2 separate regions of the Homo sapiens genome follow, and region 2 is linked to region 1. The links are chromatin contacts, found by Hi-C or POLR2A ChIA-PET in ENCODE. All regions are on one chromosome and are shown on one strand. The core of a region is the stretch at or near the end of the contact, and the rest is flanking DNA. Distances in the headings are between cores, read along the strand shown. Region 1 overlaps RHOD (ras homolog family member D). Region 2 holds the start of CORO1B (coronin 1B).

Region 1 (5,995 bases), core at 224-2,723:
GGCCTTTTTTTTTTTTTTTTTTTGAGACGGAGTCTCACTCTGTCACCCAGGCTGCAGTGCAGTGGCGTGATCTTGGCTCACTGCAACCTCTGCCTTCTGGGTTCAAGGGATTCTCCTGCCTCAGCCTCCCGAGTAGCTGGCATTACAGACATGTGCCACCATACCCGGCTAATTTTTATATTTTTAGTAGAGACGGGGTTTCACCATGTTGGTCAGGCTGGTCTCGAACTCCTGACCTCGTGATCTGCCCACCTTGGCCTCCCAAAGTGCTGGGGTTACAGGCATGAGCCACTGTACCCGGGCTTTTTTTTTTTTTTTTTTTTTTTTTGAGAGAGAGTCCTGCTCTGTCACCCAGGCTGGAGTGCAATGGTGTGATCTCTTGGGTCAATGCAACTTCTGCCTCCTGGGTTCAAGTGATTCTTCTGCCTCAGCCTTGTGAGTAGCTGGGATTACAAGCACACGCCAGCACACCTGGCTAATTTTTTGTACTTTTAGTAGAGATGGGGTTTCACCATATTAGCCAGGCTGGTCTTGAACTCCCGACCTCAAGTGATCCACCTGCCTCGGCCTCCCAAAGTGCTGGGATTACAGGCATGAGCCACCACGCCTGGCCTTTTTTTAAAAAAAAAAAAAAAAAAGATAGGGTCTCACTCTGTCACCCAGGCCTGAGTGCAGTGGTGCGATCTTGACTCACTGCAACCTCTGTCTCCCAGGCTCAGGTGATTCTCCTACCTCAGCCTCCTGAGTAGCTGGGATTACAGGTGTGGGCCACCATGCCTGGCTAATTTTTCTTCTTTTTTCGTAGAGACAGGGTTTTGCCATGTTGCCCAGGCTGGTCTCGAACTCCTGAACTCAAGCAATCCACCCACCTTGGCCTCCCAAAGTAATTTTTTGTATTTTTTGCAGAGATGGGGTCTTGCTATGTTGCCCAGGCTGGTCTTGAACTCCTGGACTCACACGATCCACCTGCCTTGGCCTCCCAAAGTGCTGGGATTACAGGTGAGCCACCACGCCCAGCCCAGTGCCCCATGTTTGGGCCTTTCTTCTTTGTCCTGCCTGGGCTTGGGAGGAGGTCACCCAGGACAGAGGCCCCTTACTCCAGCCCTGCCCAGCCTGAGCTCACTGCTGCCTTTCCATGAAGGTGAGATGAACGGGCAGCAGGCCAGGTTTTGTACACAGATGAAAATGCAGGAATGAAGAGGGAGCTTTTGTAAGATGGGTTTGCAAAACTCTGCCACAACCTGTGCCCTCTGCTCTGAGGGGATGCTGGGCCGCCCGCTCTTGGGTCCCTAAGCCTTGACTGCCTGCTCAGGGCTGGTTGATGGGGCCACAGTCTGGGGGGCCCCTATCCTCTTCCCTTCCCATGCCGGGTGCGGCCCACACCTGCCCGTGACTCAGGAGAATTTCACGCCTGCCTGCCCGCTGGCCCTCTGAGTCAGGCCCTGGCCAGCTGGGAGGGGCAGCACCTGAGCAGTGGGTCAGCACCGTCCTCCAGGGAAGCTGCAGGGAGTGGGGTGGGGAGAAAGGCAGGTCCCAGAGTGGGCAGCTGAGGAAGATGGAGAAGTCTGGATAGCCTTGAGGTAAGGGCTGGCCCCACCCCAGACTCTAGACATGCTATCACTCCCTCTACCAAAAGGAACCAACAGGAACAGACAAGGGCCTCACCTACCTCTCCATCCCCCCTTGCCTGCTCAGGGTGCCCTCCCTCAGGCCCTTTGCCTTTGCCAGGGCAGTGTGACCTGGTAGCTAGGAGCACTAGCTTTAGGTTTAGATATGCCTGGCTTAAGACCGGGCTCCAGCACTCACCTGCTATGTGTCCTTAGGACAGTCTCCTCACTGGTTAAAGGGGGAGAGTGTCATGCCATGATGTGGGAGGGAGGATGGACTGGCAGGTGAGGCCCCAGCATAAATGCTCACCACCAGGGAAGCTGGTGGCCAGGGGCAGTGTCCACACGAGCCCCCGTCCATCCTTCCAGGTGGTGACACCTTCGCCAGTGATATGGATTGGCTGTGTCCCCAAGCAAATCTCATCTCGAATTGTAATCCCCACGTGTCGAGGGAAGGACCTGGTGGGAGGTGATTGAATCATGAAGGCGGTTTCCCCCATGCTGTTCTTGTGATAGTGAGGGAGATTTTTTTTTTTCGACGGAGTCAGGCTGGAGCGCAGTAGTGCAATCTTGCTCACTGCAGCCTCTGCCTCCTGGGTTCAAGTGATTCTCCTGCCTCAGCCTCCTGAGTAGCTGGGATTACAGGTGTGTCACCACGCCTGGCTAATATATATATACACACACACACACACACACACACATATATATATACACACACATATATATATATACACACACACACACACATATATATATATATATATATTTTTTTTTTTTTTTTTAGAGAGGGTCTCGCTCTGTCGCCTCCTGGACAGGCTGGAGTGCAGTGGCCTGATCTCGGCTCACTGCAAGGTCCGCCTCCCGGGTTTGATTTTTTTTTTTTTTTTTTGAGACAGAGTTTCGCTCTTGTTGCCCAGGTTGGAGTGCAATGGCACGATCTCAGCTCCCCACAACATCTGCCTCCCAGGTTCAAGCGATTCTCCTGCCTCAGCCTCCTGAGTAACTGGGATTACAGGCATGTGCCACCACGCCCGGCTAATTTTGTATTTTTAGTAGAGATGGGGTTTCTCCATGTTGGTCAGGCTGGTCTCGAACTTCCGACCTCAGGTGATCCACCCGCCTCGGCCTCCCGAAGTGCTGGGATTACAGGTGTGAGCCACCGTACCCAGCCTAATTTTTGTACTTTTAATAGAGATGGGGTTTTACAGTGTTGGCCAGGCTGGACTCCTCCTGACCTCAAGTGATCTGCACACCTTGGCCTCCCAAAGAGCAGGGATTACAGGTGTGAGCCACCACGCCTGGCCAATAGTGAGGAAGTTCTTACGAGATCTGATGGTTTAAAAGTGTGGTGCTTCCCCCTTCTCTCTCTCTCCTGCTGCCACATAAGAAGTGCCTTGCTTCCACTTCACCTTCCACAATGATTGTAAGTTTCCTGAGGCCTCCCCAGCCATGCAGAACTGTGAGTCAATTAAACCTCTTTTCTTTATAAATTACCCAGTCTCGGGTAGTTCTTTATAGCAATGTGAAAATGGACTAATACACCCAGCCCCTCCGCAGCTTCTGACCTTTGTCCTAGAGTAGGGGCCTGTCATTGTGAAGGGCACTGGTGCCCTTGCATCTGAGCTCCCAGCTTGACCACCCACTCAGTCACCTTCTTGATCTGAGCTGCAAGGCAGCCTGCTGGAAATCTCTTGGGAGACATGTTTCAGTGCTTTGCAAATGCCCATGGTAATGACACCACCACCCACCATTCTCTAAGGATCTTCTGTGTGTGGCTGTGTACTGGCACCATCTCCGATCCTTGCAAGCTCGGAACGTCAGTACAACCTTCACTTTCTGATGATGCCCAGAGAGAGGAAATGACTTGTTCAAGGTGACACACTGAACAGCTGGCTAGTGACAGAGCCAGGTCTTTGTGGCTGCAGAGACCAGGCCTTGTCCTCAGCCACCTGCCTTTCCTGAGGTTACCAACTCCAGTTCCCGGAGACAGAAAGGGGCTGGGTTTCCCCTCTGGCTTGTAACTGTCACAGCCCTTTCCCCCACTCGGGACGTCATCCTAGAGACTCTGTCTGTACCTTTTGTTGTGTTGTTCTTTGACCCCCAGGCAGGGTCACCCTCTGTCCATGGGATCAATGGCACCTAATTTTATCTGTTAAGCCGTCCTCAGCCAGAAAAGAAGGACTGGGCCTGTGCTGGACCAGGACGGAGATGACTCAGGCTCAGGTCTGCCCTCCAGGGGCTCACAGACAGAAAATGAATCATTACCAAGATGGGGGACCTGGCTCAAGAGGGAGTGTCGGGGCATCCCTGGTTAGGACACCCATGGGAGTCCAAGTGCGAACCAGGAAGGACCCAGGGGGCTCTAGCCAGCAGGGCCGGGTGCTCCCTGCCACCTCCTATCCCCATGCTGGTGTGGGGGCTGCTAGGCTTTGAACCTGTGGGAATGGTTGCAGCCACAAATGCCAGCCAGGACTGGGCAGAGGCTGGCACCCCAGCCTGGGGCTTCCCCCTGTCCTAGGAGCTCTCTCCACCTTGCCCTCCCCTGCTGCCCTGAATCCAGGGTTGGGTCACAGCCAGATGAGGGTCACTGAGGTCCCTCCAAATCCTCAGGCTGCTCTCAGCCCTTTGCTGTGTGCAGGAAGTCTGGGAGATGGGACTCCAGCCTCCTGGCTGCTGGCCCCTTGGGCTTCGAGGGCTGCCTAGAGGAAGAGTCTGGTGCTAGGGACAGGGGCAGGAGGAGGCTGGGTCCAGCAGGCAGAGCACTGGGGGCTGTGGAGAAGGCCCTGGTCGGGAGGGGGAAGACCTGGGCTCTAGATCAGTGCTGCCACTGCCGGGCCATGTGCCCCCAGGTAAGCCTCTGGGTTCTGGACTCAGTTTTCCCATCTGCAAAATGAAGCCTTTCCAACTCTTACACGTTGTGGGTTCTTTTAATTAATTTATTTAATTACATATATATATATATATTTATATATATTTTGAGACGGAGTCTCGCTCTGTTGTCCCCGAGCTGGAGTGCAATGGCGCGATCTCGGTTCACTGCAACCTCCACCTCCTGAGTTCAAGCGATTCTCCTGCCTCAGCTTCCCGAGTAGCTGGGATTACAGGCGCCTGCCACTATGCCCGGGTAATTTTTTTTGTATTTTCGGTAGACATGGGGTTTCACCATGTTGGCCAGGCTGGTCTTGAATTCCTGACCTCAGGTGATCCACCCACCTTGGCCTCCCAGAGAGCTGGGATTACAGGTGTGGGCCATTACGCCCGGCCCATTGTGGGTTCTTTAAATGAAGAGGACTCTCCTGCTCCAGGGAACTCAGAGCCCCCAGACGGGAGGAGCCTGGACAAATCCAGCCCATTTTCCTGGTGATAAGCATGCCCTCCCCCCATTTCTGGCCAGCCCCAGCATGTCCCTCAAAGCATTCACATCTTATCAACTGGAAGAGGCCCATTTCCACGTCATAACTCCTCTGAAGTTGGGATGGTCTCACCATCAAGGACATCTCAGAGCTGGTGGTGAGGCATCAGCCCTCCAGCCCCCGCCCATCAGGTGCCTTCCCCTGGGCCTGGGCCACCTGTCCCTGTGTGGTGCTCTTCCCCGGGTGCCCTCATTGTTGGGTTCCCATGGGCAGCATCTAGGGGCCCAGAAACATGTTTCCCCCAACTTAAAAAAATGTATGACTGGTCAAAGGAGGTGACACCAGCTCCGCAAGCTACTAAACAAAAGTGGCTCAATGCCACTGCAGCAGAAAGCACATGGGCCAAGGGTGGGAGACAGGCAGACAGATATCATCCTGATAAGAACTACAGTGTGATAAGAACTGGGGTAGGCCCGACCGTCCTGCTTGTGCTCAGATGCTCCAGCACCTATACAACCCCAGGGGCTTAGAGGATGCTGGGAAGAAAAGGAGGAAGAATGCCAGTTGCGGTGGCTCAGGCCAGTAATCCTAGCACTTTGGGAGGCCGAGGCGGGCAGATCGCTTGAGGCCAGGAGTTCGAGACCAGCCTGACCAACATGGCAAAACTCCATCTCTACTAAAAATAAAAAAATTGGCTGGGTGTGGTGGCTCACACCTGTAATCCCAGCATTTTGGGAGGCCAAGGTGGGCGGATCACCAGGTCAAATGATCGAGACCATTCTGGCCAACATGGCGAAACCCTGTCTCTACTAAAAATATACAAAAATTAGCTGGGCACGGTGGCACGCGCCTGTAGTCCCAGCTACTCGGGAGGCTGAGGCGGGAGAATCGCTTGAACCTGGGAGGCAGAGGTTACAGTGAGCCGAGATTGTGCCACTGCACTCTAACCTGGCGACAGAGCGAGACTCCGTCTCAAAAATAAAATAAAATAAAATAATTTTAAAAATTAGCTAGGCGTGGTGGTGGGCGCCTGTA
Region 2 (5,995 bases), core at 2,358-4,857, 380 kb before region 1:
GGCGTGAGCCACCATGCCCGGCCCTAAACCATAATTTCTAATCTTGTGGCTAATGTTAGTCCTACAAAGGCAATCTAGTCCCCAGGCAACAGGGAAGTCTGCTTTGGGAAAGGGCTGTTACCATCTTTGTTTATAAACTAAGTTTCTCCCAAAGTTAGTTCAGCCTATGCCCAGAAATGAACAAGGACGGTTTAGAGATTAGAAGCAAGGGCCAGATGAGGTGGCTCATGCCTGTAATCCCAGCACTTTGGGAGGCCGAGATGGGCTGATCACAAGATCAGGAGATTGAGACCATCCTGGCTAACACAGTGAAACCCTGTCTCTATTAAAAATACAAAAAAAATTAGCCAGGTGAGGTGGTGGGCGCCTGTATTCCCAAATACTCGGGAGGCTGAGGCAGGAGAATGGCGTGAACCCAGCAGGCGGAGCTTGCAGTGAGCCGAGATCGCACCACTGCACTCCAGCCTGGGCGACAGAGCGAGACTCTGTCTCAAAAAAAAAAAAAAAAAAAGAGAGAGATTAGAAGCAAGATGGTTGGTGAAGTTAGATCTCTTTCACTGTCTCAGTCATAGTTTTGCAAAGGTGGTTTCCGTTGCAGTAAGCCGAGATCGCGTCACTGCACTCCAGCCTGTACAACAGAGCAAGACTCTGTCTCCAAAAAAAAAAAAAAAAGAGTTCTCTCAGTGGTCCATGGAGGAGGGTTTTGTGTTAGAGAAAATGGGCATGAAGGTGGGCTCAGCCCCAAGACATTGCCCAGCCACACACCTCCTGCCTACCACATCCCAGGGGACCAGTCTCCTGCTGCCGTCTGGAAGACTCACTCCTTCTCCGGTGAGAGATGCCCTTCCTTCCCTCTCCTTCATAGGTGCCAGACATTGATCCTGAGAATTGTGATTATGAGTATTGTTCAATTCTACATTCAGGGCTGCTGCTCATTCATTCATTCCTCATACATTACTTGATCCCATACTGAGTGTTGGATCTTGTTCAGGGTGCTGGGAATACAGTAGGAAGATAGGCAAAGTCCTTCCCCTCAATTTGCTGACATCCTGGTGGAGGCCGACACAAACCAAATACACCAATAAGCACCTGATGCAACATCAGGCGGCGCTGGAGAACACAGGCCGGGTGGTGGCTCACACCTGTAATCCCAGAGTTTTGGGAGGCTGAGGCAGGAGGATTTTTTGAGGCCAGGAGTTTGGAACCAGCCTGGACAACATAGGAGACCTCCATCTCTACAAAAATAAAAATTAGCTAGGCATGGTGGTACGTGCCTGTAGTCCCAGCTACTTGGGAGGCTGAGGCGGGAGGACTGAGCCCCAGAGTGTGAGGCGGTAGTGAGCTAGGACCGTGCCACTGCACTCCAGCCTGGGCAACTGAGCAAGACCCTGTCTCCCAAAAAAAGAACAATGCAGTCAGGACAAGTAAGACCAAAGAGTGGCTGGGTGAGGAATGGTCCAGGAGAGCCCTAGGAGGAGGTGATGTCTGACCAGAGACCTGAATCGAGTGGGGAAAGGAGCCTTTTTGGGATCTGAGGAAAGAGCTTCCAGATGGAGAGAACAGGATGTGCCCAGGCCTCGGGGTGGGAAGGAAGGTGGGTGGGATCTAGATGATCCTTCTAGCCCCAGGGTTTATAGAGCACTAGGAAAAGCAAGGGCTTTGGACCCAAGCCGATGGGGATTGCATCCGGCTGGATGACCTCAGGCAGGCACCGCACCTCTCTGTGCCTGTTTCCTCAATGGGGTGTGGCAATGGGAATGAGATGGGAGACAAGCCCGAGGTCACCCTCAGACACACAGTGGGGGCCTCTTTTAGCCAGAGACAAGGCTCCTGTGACCTCTGCTCTTCCCCCGCTTCGTCCTCCATCCATCTCTTTCTGGGAAAGGGAGGGTGCCATCGGTCAGCCAGGGCAGTGGATGCTCAAGGAAAGAATAAGGGAAGTAGCCGGTGCCCCAGAGCCGCTGGCCTAAGGGAACGGGGGTACATTCCACCTGTGGAACGGGATGGGGTGGGTCTGGAGAGGCCAGTCTGGGCTCCTTGTCACAGGCGCTGGCTAGAGAAAGAGAGAGGCCTGTGAATGGATCTCCAGGCCTTCGAGGGAGATGGTGGAGAAAAGAAGGCAAGGTGCAAGGGACTCACTGGCCATGGCCCCCTTTCAAATTGTAATAAGAAAGCTCAGCAGAATGCACAGGTGTTTACCCTGAAAAATGGGACTCCTGGGTCTTCCACTCGCTCCATAAACACTGCTATTTTCTGGATGGGCACGGTGGCTCACAACTGTAATCCCAGCACTCTGGGAGGCTAAGGCAGGAGGATTGCTTGAGCCCGGGAGTTCAAGAGCAGCCTGGCCAACATGGTGAAACCCTATCTCTACTAAAAATACAAAAAAAATAGCAGGGTATGGTAGCAGGCACCTGTAATCCCAGCGAATTGGGAGGCTGAGGCAGGAGAATTGCTTGAACACGGGAGGCAGAAGTTGCAGTGAGCCGAGATCGCGCCATTGCACTATAGGCTGGGAGACAGAGCGAGACTCCATCTCAAAACAAAACAAAAAACACACCAGCCTGGGCGACAGAGCAAGAGACCCCATCTCTACAAAAAGTAAAAGAAAAATTAGCCAGGCGTGGTGGTGTGTGTCTGTAGTCCCAGCTACTTGGGAGGCTGAGGCAGGAGGATCCCTTGAGCCTAGGAGGTCGAGCCTGTAGTGAGCCATGATCATGGCACTACATTCTAGCCCGGTAGTGACAGACCTTGCCTCAAAAAAAAAAAAAAAAACCACCCCAACACCTGCTGTTGTTTTCTTTACATTGTTAACCAAGAGCATGAAATTTAGGCCGGGCATGGTGTCTCACGCCTGTAATCCCAGCACTTTGGGAGGCCGAGGCGGGCGGATCACGAGGTCGGGAAATCGAGACCATCCTGGCTAACATGGTGAAACCCCGTCTCTACTAAACATACAAAAAATTAGCCGGGCGTGGTAGTATAAGCCTGTAGTCCCAGCTACTGGGGTGAATTTCTTGAACCTGGGAGGGCGGAGGTTGCAGTGGGCCGAGATCGCGCCACTGCACTCCAGCCTGGGTGACAAAAACTCCGTCTCAAAAAAAAAAAAAAAAAAAAAAAAAGAGCATTAACTTTGATAACTTAAAAAGAGTCACGTGAACATATCCACTGTCCGTGTAGATTCTACATTTATTTGTTGGGGGCGGTAATGGGGCCCCTTGGAGGTGTGCGTTCCGTCGGGGGCCGGGAAGGCGGGGCCTCACCCAATCCTGGAGACTCCTGCGGATGCCATTATGAGGAGCAAGAACGCGAAGGGGCCTCGGGTCCGCTGTAAGGCTGCACCCGCACCTGCGGCGCCTCTGCGGCGGCCGCCGTCGGCCCTGCCCCGCCCCGCCCCCTTCTTCCGGAGGAGCTGCGGTGGGGGCGCTCCACCGGGTCCTAGGAAAGGGGCTCTCTCTGGCCCCGTCCCCGGCGGCCCCGCTCCCGGCCCCCCGGCGCCGCTCAGCCTCCCGCCCAGCCCCTCCGCGCGTGACCTCGGCCCCGCCCCCGCGAGCCCCTGCCCCGCCCCCGCTCCGGGTCCCTCTGTCACTTCCTGAATCCTGCTTCCTGCTTCCCAGAGGCCGGGATCCGGAGCCGCCCGAAGCCGGTGCCGCAGCCCCCTGCGCCCCCGGTGCCCCCGGTGAGCGCGGCAGGGCCGGGGCTAGGGGCGCGGGCTGGGGGCTGGGCGGGGCTGCAGGGGCCGGGCTGAGGGGGCTGAGGGGGGATCGCGGGTCCCAGGAGCCTTTCGCCTCCCCTCTACCCCACTCAGTCCCACTCCCCTTGGCCGCCCAGCCTCTCCTCTCCTGGGCGGAGGTCCCTGGAAGTTGGGCTCCTGGTTCACCCTGGACCCCGATTCGAGGCCGCTCTGGGTTGCTTCGCGGCCCACAGCTGCGTCCCGACCCCGTCCCTTCCTGGGGGCCATGCCGGGGCTCCCTGGACATTCCCTGGGACTCAGAACTGGGCACTCACTCGGCCCCACAGTAGAGAGACTTTTCCTGCTTCCTCTCTCCTTCTTCCCCATTACCTAGCCTCCAAATCTCTGGGAGCAGGAAGGAGGCTGCTCCCGACTGGCTGGGACCTACAGTAGAGCTGAGAGCTCTCCAACCCCGGCACCTCCCACCTCCTGCCCCCGACACACACCAGAGCCAGGGAGGGGCCCTGCGTCCTGCAAAGCCCCTCAGGACTCAGCAGTGGTCAGGGCCGGAGCATTTACCTCTCAGATCACTGCCTGCGGGGTGACAGGCGGCCAGGCTCTGCACCTGTGACCCCATTCTGTAACTGGGTAAACCGAGACCCAGGAGGGTTACGGTGGCCTGGCCCCCGGTTGCATCCTCCCGGCTCACCTTCAGCAGCCTGGGGAGGGCTGGAGTTGTTGGGATGGGCCGGACTGACCCAGGCCTCTCTGTCCCGCAGACATGTCCTTCCGCAAAGTGGTCCGGCAGAGCAAATTCCGGCATGTGTTCGGGCAGCCGGTCAAGAACGACCAGTGCTATGAGGACATTCGCGTGTCCCGTGTTACCTGGGACAGCACCTTCTGCGCCGTCAACCCCAAGTTCCTGGCGGTGATTGTGGAGGCCAGTGGAGGGGGTGCCTTTCTGGTGCTCCCCCTAAGCAAGGTGGGTCCTGTCAGGGTTGGGGGAAGAGGAGGCACCTCGGCCACCCCTACTGGGCCTTTCTGCACACCTTGAATCCCTCATCTTGCCGTTTCTCACACTGCTGGGCAGGTGTTATAACCCAGATTTATCGCCCCAAGTGTTAGCACAGATGGAAAGTAGCCTGTTGCCATAGAGGCAGGGTTAGAGGCAGCAAACATTTCCTGCTCACCTGGCAAGTGGGGCACAGTCACATCTGGGCCACCTGTGAGCCGGGACGTGCATGTCATTCCCACTCCATGGAGGGGAAGACCAAGGCTTCGGGAGGGATGGAGCCCACTGACTGCCCCCTCGTGCCCACAGACGGGCCGCATTGACAAGGCCTACCCGACGGTGTGTGGGCACACGGGACCTGTCCTGGACATCGACTGGTGTCCTCACAACGACGAAGTCATAGCCAGCGGCTCGGAGGACTGCACGGTCATGGTGAGGCACAGGACTGGCTGGGCCAGGGTCGTGGGTGTGGCCGAAGGGGGCCAGCAATAGGACCAGCAGAGGACTGAGCTCGGTGGCCCTGTCCCTACCACAGGTGTGGCAGATCCCAGAGAACGGGCTGACCTCCCCGCTGACAGAGCCGGTGGTGGTACTGGAGGGGCACACCAAGCGAGTGGGCATCATCGCCTGGCACCCCACGGCCCGAAACGTGCTGCTCAGTGCAGGTCTGCACCGCCCCCCGTTTTGTGCTCCCCCCCCCCACGGACCCCTCCATACATCCCAGCAGCCCCTCCAGGGCCCACATGACAAATGGGAAAGCTGAGGCCCTCAGAGTTGGAGAGACCCGTCTGTCCCAGGGTGGTGGGCAGAGTGGGCCTCAGCCTGGTGAGCTAATGGCCTCCTGCCACCCACCCGGCCCGAGCTGACAACCCTCACCTGCCAGGCTGCGACAACGTGGTACTCATCTGGAATGTGGGCACAGCGGAGGAGCTGTACCGCCTGGACAGCCTGCACCCTGACCTCATCTACAATGTCAGCTGGAACCACAATGGCAGCCTGTTTTGCTCAGCATGCAAGGACAAGAGCGTGCGCATCATCGACCCCCGTCGGGGCACCCTGGTGGCAGTACGTGGCTCTGGAGGGCAAGGATGGCTGTGGATAGGCCCAGGACCTTGAGCAGGGCGCTGCACTGACCAGCCTGTCCCCCCGACAGGAGCGGGAGAAGGCTCATGAGGGGGCCCGGCCCATGCGGGCCATCTTCCTGGCAGATGGCAAGGTGTTCACCACAGGCTTCAGCCGAATGAGCGAGCGGCAGCTGGCGCTCTGGGACCCAGTGAGTGGCCAGCCTGAGGGGGCAAACTTGAGACTTG

The links. A loop is a pair of places that touch in the nucleus more often than their neighbours do. ChIA-PET counts read pairs that join two places held with the same protein, here RNA polymerase II (POLR2A).
Region 2: a map of mesothelial cell of epicardium shows a loop between it and region 1 (25-fold over the local background). The contact joins the promoter of CORO1B here to the enhancer-like site in region 1. A Hi-C loop is called at or near these places in 1 of 168 maps with a recorded cell type or tissue (mesothelial cell of epicardium). POLR2A ChIA-PET finds 5 or more read pairs at or near these places in 1 of 52 experiments (PC-9).

Annotation. Positions count from the first base shown.
Region 1 is chr11:67,058,134-67,064,128 of GRCh38, reverse strand. All of the region lies in intron 1 of RHOD (ras homolog family member D), which reads right to left. Among named protein-coding and RNA genes, the nearest start is that of RHOD, 4.3 kb to the right of the region's middle. Within about 2 kb of position 1,473, at least 5 of the 41 ENCODE cell types and tissues checked have a DNase peak (open chromatin) inside an H3K27ac peak, as active enhancers do; they include PC-9, where a contact is called at or near this core.
Region 2 is chr11:67,441,088-67,447,082 of GRCh38, reverse strand. It overlaps CORO1B (coronin 1B), which reads left to right and starts at 3,607. Exons shown (of 11, transcript NM_020441.3): 1 at 3,607-3,679; 2 at 4,453-4,655; 3 at 4,995-5,117; 4 at 5,221-5,350; 5 at 5,569-5,750; 6 at 5,839-5,958. The coding sequence starts at 4,455. RefSeq lists enhancers at 822-901, 3,112-3,211, 2,872-3,711, 4,552-5,391, 5,591-5,670 and silencers at 3,342-3,601, 3,642-3,691.